2 separate regions of the Homo sapiens genome follow, and region 2 is linked to region 1. A link is a loop called in an ENCODE intact Hi-C map of the cell type or tissue named here. Cell type or tissue: right lobe of liver. All regions are shown on one strand.

What was found. A loop is a pair of places that touch in the nucleus more often than their neighbours do. Peaks named below come from ENCODE experiments on the same cell type or tissue, not always from the same donor. Only the 100,000 strongest peaks of a DNase experiment are listed, where the experiment ranks them.
Region 2: a loop joins it to region 1, with 8 times the contacts of the local background. A loop is called at or near these places in 1 of 110 quality-filtered maps.

Annotation. Positions count from the first base shown.
Region 1 is chr9:101,637,501-101,641,500 of GRCh38, forward strand. The region is part of intron 3 of GRIN3A (glutamate ionotropic receptor NMDA type subunit 3A); the gene reads right to left. Among named protein-coding and RNA genes, the nearest start is that of PPP3R2, 45 kb to the left of the region's middle. In right lobe of liver, no CTCF peak of the experiment used is centred here; a DNase peak (open chromatin) is centred at 2,021; H3K27ac peaks cover 1,688 bases.
Region 2 is chr9:101,703,274-101,707,273 of GRCh38, forward strand. The region is part of intron 1 of GRIN3A (glutamate ionotropic receptor NMDA type subunit 3A); the gene reads right to left. Among named protein-coding and RNA genes, the nearest start is that of GRIN3A, 33 kb to the right of the region's middle. In right lobe of liver, a CTCF peak has its summit at 1,998 (motif pointing right); DNase peaks (open chromatin) are centred at 2,018 and 2,288; H3K4me3 peaks cover 1,371 bases; H3K27ac peaks cover 2,048 bases.

The DNA of each region.
Region 1 (4,000 bases):
TACAGATCTTTTAGTCCATCCTTTTATTTTTATAGATAACAATACAGGTAGTTTCCATCTATTAAATATTTCCCATTTATTAAGTACTTCCCATATTTCAAGCATTTTGCTAACACCTTAACGTGAATTATATGATTTAAACCTCTAACAACAATACTAAATAAGCAATATTTGTTACAATCTCCAAATTTCACATGAGAAACTGAGGCTTGAATTTAACTAATGTGTCCCAGATAACTCAGGAAATAGGCATAAAGGAGAGTTCTGAACCAAATCTAATTCCAGAGCCTTTGTATCCAAACATTATACTGTACTACTTCCTGATCTAGGCAGGAAGGTGATTTAGGCCCATAATAAGTGTGAAGAAGGGACTTGCTCCAGGTCACAAAAAGTGATGTAAGAGTGAGCTTGAAAAATCCTAACTCAGGGCTAAATACAATCTGTCCCCTCCCCACCTGAATATGGCTAATAAAAATAATTGCTCCTTGTTTCTCTCTGGTATCCTATGTTCAACATGCACCCCATCTACTATTTATAAAATAAGTTTCTAGTCTTTATTTTCTTTTCTAAGGAATAATTTTCTGAATTATATTTGCTCAGCCACATCTGTGAAATAGCACTGCAGTACTCATTTCCTGAGCCTCTGGATGTACCTCGGTATTTTTCTGTCTCATTTATTGTAATGAAAGTGTAGAGCCTATCATCATGGTCTCCAACTGAAGTATCTGTCTACTTTTAGATACTATGGAGACCAAGCCAACAAATTATAGAATTTCAACAAAGGAATCATTGCTATTCTGCTGCAAAGGTTCTATCTCTTTGTTTCTTTTCTTTCCCTTTCTTTTCATGCAAGTCATTTTGTTTTGCCTCTTCTATGACCCTGGCCTCCATGTCTTCTCATTTTATTCATCTGGAGCAATCTATCCTTTTTAGTTCACTGAGGCTCTTCCAATTGTCTTATTGAAAATCCTCTTCAAATCCTATTTTATGTTAAGTAATCTTGTGGAGTTAAGTCTGTTTCTCCCTTATGTGTAAGACAAATTATTTCACCACTGGTGCTGCCAACACTATTGGTGTTTCCACACAAAGCATGGGATATTAATAACCATAATGGTGATGATGATCATGATGTAGCTCACCATGTGCCAGGCACTGTTGAATGGTTTATATGTATGAACTTTTAAAATCCTTAGAATAGCTAACCAACTTCTATAAGTTTATGGAAACAGTAAATGACAAAACTGGGCAGAGCTGGTTCTATCGTATACGACCTGGATTACTATAGTACACAGTAAACAAGTTTTTGGCATTACTAGCTATCCCCTTAATTGCTTGGCGTTAGACTCAGTTCCCTTATCTGCAAAATGGCTAATTGAAAGAGTTCAGCCATTGTACATGTAGCCAACAACCCACTGTAGGAGTTTAACTAGCCCATAACAATCTGTTAATACTAGTAGCTATCATTGATTGTGCTGGTTTATGCGCTTGGCCCTCCACATTCGTCATCTCATTTCAGCCTTCCTATGCCCTACGAGGTAGGCTCTGTTAATAACTGCAGTTCATGCATGAGTGAAATGAAGCTTAGAGACATGAGATAACTTTCTCCAGGCTCTTCAGCCTATGTTGTTGGAGTCAGTTGTTATGCATACTTACAAGCTGATTCTAGAACCCAACTACCAGGTACGATACTGTCTTACATGAGACTTTTAAAGGTAAGTATGATCATAATATAATTACCTTAGATCCATTATTTACCTTAAGATGTGATTTCACTGTAATTGTCAGGACTGGGGCTGAACTAGGTCAGCTGAGGCCAGAACTGATGCTATAGGGCTTCTTACAGAAAAAAAAAAAGGAGGATGCCTTTAAGCCTATGGCATCAGAATAACCCCGGCTTTTTGTTTATATAATTGACTTGCTATACAGCCAAACTTCAAGGTGAAAAATGACCTGTGGACTGTGGAACTCAAACTTCTCTCTTGAATCATTGCCCATCACCAGCTGTGTACTATACCCTGCAGACTGAGCAGGCAGTAAGGTCCTTGCCAAACCTAGAGTCAGCAATTTTGGGCTGATGAAATGCAAATGAATAAAAACAGCTATAAATTTACCTCCAGTCTAGTGATGTAAGCCTTTTGGCACAGCTACTCAAATCCTCATGGCATAGGAACTTTTAAAATGCCAGTTTTTACTTAATTAGATAACTCAGAAGGATTAAATATTAAAGCATGTCCAATCTGGCCTTCATTCAAGATGGGCTGGGTACAAAAATATCAGTAGAAGGTTTAACCTAAAGGTAAGAAGTTATACAGCATAGACCCCAGGAAACCAGCCTCACAGGCTCCTAAAAGCAAATCATCAGACAAACAGAAAGATAAACTACTGAATAACAATAAAAAGAAAAATCCTTTCCTCTTGCTTTATTTTTCTCTTAGGCTAGCTCTTGGGGTTATCTCATAATTTTGTTTGTCATGGCTAAATAGTCAATTTGTCTTTGTTCTGGAATGCTCAGAGAATCAGTGAGTGAGCCATTATTATGGAGGAACCCTCAAAGATTCAGGCATATATTCTGAATAACTACATTTAGGAATAGTGGATGCCTCCCTTCTCCCCCGCCTCCTTCAGTATACATATACCATATATACTATATAGTGTATAGTATAAAGCCTGTAGCTTTCTACCCAGCATTTACACTTGAGACAATCTCCCAGTTTATGACTAATCTAGTGTTTGCTTATCTTTCTTTTCTGTTCAGCACATTTGCTTCTGCTGCATGAATCACAAGAGCAGCACAACTAAAGTAGCATTTTGCTTTGTGAGCCAAGCATCTGAAGGCAGCAGTCAGCTGAGTAAAAAAGACACTTTCCTTCTTCTTTCTTTGCAAATTTGAGAAAATTTTCATGCATCAGTAACAAAAAACACATGGAATGATTTGTAAAGTTTGCAGTTGAGATAAATGAGGATTAGTGAGATTAAGCAATTTGGCCAAGATTAGACAGTGAAGTGGAACTATGGCTTACATACATTTGACATAACCAGAATGTTAGTTCTGTTTCCACTACCTTGTGTAATCCTTATAGCAAAGAGACTGATATGGTTTGGCTGTGTCCCCACGCAGATCTCAAGTTGTAACTCCCACAATTCCCATGTGTTGTGGGAGGGACCCAATGGGAGGTAATTGAATCATGGGAGTGGGTCTTTCACTTGCTGTTCTTGTGATAGTGAATGAGTCTCATGAGATCTGATGGTTTTATAAAGAGGAGGTTCCCTGCACAGGCTCTCCTTCTCTGCCTGCTGCGATCCACGTAAGACATGACTTGCTCCTCCTTGCCTTCCACCATGAGTGTGAGGCCTTTCCAGCCATGTTGAGCTGTAAGTACATTAAACCTCTTTTTCTTTCCAGTCTCGGTATGTCTTTATCAGCAGTATGAAAACAGGCTAATACACAGACTAAACATGAAATGTGGAGTTTACAGTTCATGTGGAGAAATAGGCTAAGTGAAAACTGAAAGAGCAGACCAGCTTTATGAACTGTCTCTCTGGTGACTAGATAGTATCAGTAAATTCTTACTAAGCGTTGGATGAATGAATATGCCTAAAGCATAGGAAAAGAAAAAAAATAAAAAGTTGAAACAACAGGTGCTAGAGAGGATGTGGAGAAATAGGAATACTTTTACATTGTTGGTGGGACTGTAAACTAGTTCAACCATTGTGGAAGTCAGTTTGGCGATTCCTCAGGGATCTAGAACTAGAAATACCATTTGACCCAGCCATCCCATTACTGGGTATATACCCAACGGATTATAAATCATGCTGCTATAAAGACACATGCACACGTATGTTTATTGTGGCACTATTCACAATAGCAAAGACTTGGAACCAACCCAAATGTCCAACAACGATAGATTGGATTAAGAAAATGTGGCACATATACACCATGGAATACTATGCAGTTCATGATGAGTTCATGTCCTTTGTAGGGACATGGATGAAACTGGAA
Region 2 (4,000 bases), 66 kb after region 1:
CAAAGCCTTGAGGTTCAAGCTAGTTCCTGTCTCATACCCTGGTGGTTGCTGCTCCATCTGAGTGGAACCTTCTTCCTCTAGATCACTATGCGGCTGATTCTTTCTTCACATTCAGGTCTCAGCTCATATTTCAGAGCTGTCCTCCCTGACATTAGCAATCTCCTCACAGCACCACCCACCATCAAATGCATATTTTCTTTTTATGACACTATTTTATCTTCCTCAGAGCACAGTCAATAGCTGAAATTATCTTACTTAGTTCTTCATGAGTTTGCTAAACAATTCCTCACTACTAAACTGTAAGTCCCTAGAGGGTCCAGACATTTGTTCCTCACTATAATCTCAGGACCTAGGAAAACGTTCAGTGGCATTTGGTGGCTGACTTACTGACTCAGGATGTCTCTGTATCATGCATTAAAATTTATCTTTCTACTGAAGAGCTCACATTTTGATTGATAACGCATTTCTCAGAAATTGTCCTTGTGGAATTGTTTTGGGGGCTTATTATTTATTATCGTTACTCTGGGGTTTATTATTAATTCGTTTTGGCTGACCTGTAGAAATCTGTCTTTTTGGCTGCCTCTGTCTCGAGCAATCCCAGTCTGATACTCCCTCTGCCTCCACTACTGTCTCTTCATCAACATCTCCATCTTGATCTTATCTCTATCTTGGTCTCTAATATCTTTATCTAATTTAGTTCCTTTGAGGCTTTATTTTTGTATTCCTCTTTTGTTTAAACACAAGCGAAAGGGCTTCCTTTAAAATGAGCGTAATAATGGCAAACAACGGTATTTACTAAGCATTAGAAACCATTATCATCATATCCAAGCAGCTTGCTGCTTTAGTTAATGTCTTCAAAAGATGAGACGTTTTAGCTGTTATTAAAAAAAAATCATTATGGGACAGTTCTTTACTGCAAAATTGGATATCCTGTAGATCAAATCATGTTTCCTAAAATAGTCTTACTTAGGATTCCTGGTAAAATAGGGCTAGTCCATTCCATGTCTTCATGTCATGTTATACAGAGGCCCAACTCAATCCTTTGATGTCTGAGGTCATATTCACTTCCAGGGTAACTCATGTTTCTAGGCAATATATTTTAGATTTATTTATTTGTTCTGAAAATATGCATTGAATCCCCACAATGTGCTAGGCAATGTGACATATACAGACAATTCTCAACTTAGAATGATTTGACTTAATGTTTTTTTTATTTTACCATGTAGCAAAAGCAATACACATTCAGTAGAAACTATACTTCGAATTTTGAATTTTGATCATTTCCCACAATAGTGATATGAGGTGTAATACTCTCCACTCTTTTGCCATGCTGGGCAACAGCAGTGAGCTCTGCAGCACCCAGTCCAGCCACACGATCAGGAGGGTAAACAGTTAATACTCTGCAATCTTTCCAGAGGATTTTGCCTAATTATAGGCTGATAGAAGTGTTCTGAGCATGTTTAACGTGGGCTAGGCTAGGCAATGATGTTTGGTAGGTTAGGTGTATTGAATGCATTTTTAATTTAATTTAAGATATTTTAATTTAATTTAAGATGTTTTATGATGTGTGTATTTTTATGGTATGTGTATTTTATAGTGTGTGTATTGGGTTGTAACCTTTTTGTATGTTGAGGAGCGTCTGTATTGGGAATGCAGCAGGAATGAGCAAAACAGACATGTTCTCTGTCTTCCTGAGTCTCAAAAGGGAGGCAGATATTAATAAGATAATACATTTGATAAGGAAGGGGGGGCAGGGAAATGCTGGGTAGAGAAGGGCTAGGTCCCTGGCAAGGGTTCCACCCTTGGGCCTGTGCCCATAGACCTAAATGAGAACACGCACTCCTGTTTTTGTGCCCAAAAGTTGCATTTCCAAGACCACTCTAGCCTACCATGCCTCTCCACCCCCATCCTGTGCCCATATAAACCTGAGACCTTAGCGGGCACACACACAAGCGGCTGAATGTTGAGAAGAGCAGAGGAACAGAGCCGCAGAGAACAGAAGAGGGAGGCAGAGAGCGCAGAGAACAGTAGGGCAGCGCCGCAGAGAAGGAGGAAGAGGTGTCTGAACCAAGCCGACCGCCAAGAAGAACGGCGGAACTCCAGGCAAAGATTACCTCTCCCGCCTCCACCTTCCCACTCCAGCTCCCCATCCCGCTGAAAGCCACATTTACTGCTCAATAAAGTCTCCACATTCATCACCTTTTAAACAGTTCGTGTGATCTGATTGGTCCAGGATGCCGGCCAAGAATCCGGGGGTTAACAGCCGTCCCTGGATGACAAGGCTAAAGGAGCACACTGTAACACACGCTCACTTGGGTTCCGGCACCTGTTCATCTGCGTGCTCCCCCTCGTCTCAGGGGTTTGAGCAACAGGGCCACCGAACAGACAAGCCACACCCCTGCCACACGTCCTGCAAAGGGGGATCAGAGAGTGAAAAAATTAGCTAACATTTCTCTCTCGTTTCACATTCATAGAGTGAGAAAAATAGCTAACATTTATTGGATGCATGTTTATGGTGTGCCAGACACTGTCCTAAGTGCTTTACAATTATTTATTCATTTAATCCTCACAACTCTATGATGTAGTAACTACTAGTTGCTCCATTGTGCAGAGGAAGAAACTAAAACCACACCACTGTTAAGAAGCAAAGATGAAATTCAAAATCAAGCTCTACAGGCAATATTTTCAATCATTACATTTTACTGTCTGGTGAGACTGTTAAAAAAAACGAGAAGCAAGAATCATTTCAAGTAAATTCATAATTATAATAATAAGTTCCATGGACCTAAAGTAAGAAATATAAGAAGCGACCTAGTCTGGGGAATCAGGGAAGATTTTCTTAGATGTCAGAACTGAGATGGAAATGATTTAATGAATTTATATTTTATTCCCTTCAGCCTTGTTCTGCCCTACCTAATACTACTTGAACTTCCTTTTCAAAGAAATACAGATAGAGGTGCCTCATTGACAATTTGGTAGTTAATTCATTGTTATGACCTTTCCACTTCCTGCAATGTAATCAATCTCTGCTGTTGCTTAACATAATGTGAAGCCAGAACAAATGCATATGGGTCAGATGCACTTAAATGACTTCCATGGGTGGCCATGGTCTGTCTTCAGGAGGAACATGAATTTCTGACAGCTTCAATAGTAACCTTAAGATGTGAACAATATTAGTATTGATTCTTTTGTGACCCATTCTAGTCACTTGCAAATAAAGCCATTGTTTAGAAAGGGATTGGAGGTATTTAAGAATATCAGAATCAGATTATGCAATCAGGGTGCTGGAAAGACTGACATTACTGCATTTGATTTATGACACATAGTAAACCATTTCAGGGAAATAGTGCCTCCCCTTTTAAAGCTGGTCATTAGGAGAAACTTCCTCATTGTCCAGGTGGTGAGCACTAGAGTGTGCTACCAGAGGAAGTCATCACAGGTTCTTTTCAAGCAACCATTCATTTAATTCTCAGATGGACCAGGAAGCTTCAATTTGTTCCTTGAACACAGATTTCTTTCTTCACCCCAGCCCTTACCTAAAAATGTGGAACGTTGCACACAAGGGAGACGGAGAGAAATAATGAGAGTGAATGTGTTGTCAAATGACCAGGTTTTATAGTCTCTCAAGTCAGGGAGATTGATCTCCCTTTTTTCCCTTCTCACTTTCAAATGAAACTCACAGATTTCAGAAAAGAAACCACAATCTTGTAATGAGGTGGTGAGACTAAATCAGCAAATGAGAAGCAAAAAACATCCTAACAGCAATTATTCAACAGCCGCTAAAATTTGCAAAAGATGCCAGTATCTCCCAGGAGAGTAAACAATCATGATGTTGAAATGTCAACTGTGCAAACAGCAGGTTAAAAATGTAGTGCAAAATTTCCCAGCAGTAAGTATTTTTTCTTATGGAGTGTAGCAGTATGCACAATAGTCTGTAAGTAGCCCCAGGGTTGTAGCTACATCAGCAGAAATGTCTGTACTTCTTTGTCCATGATAATGG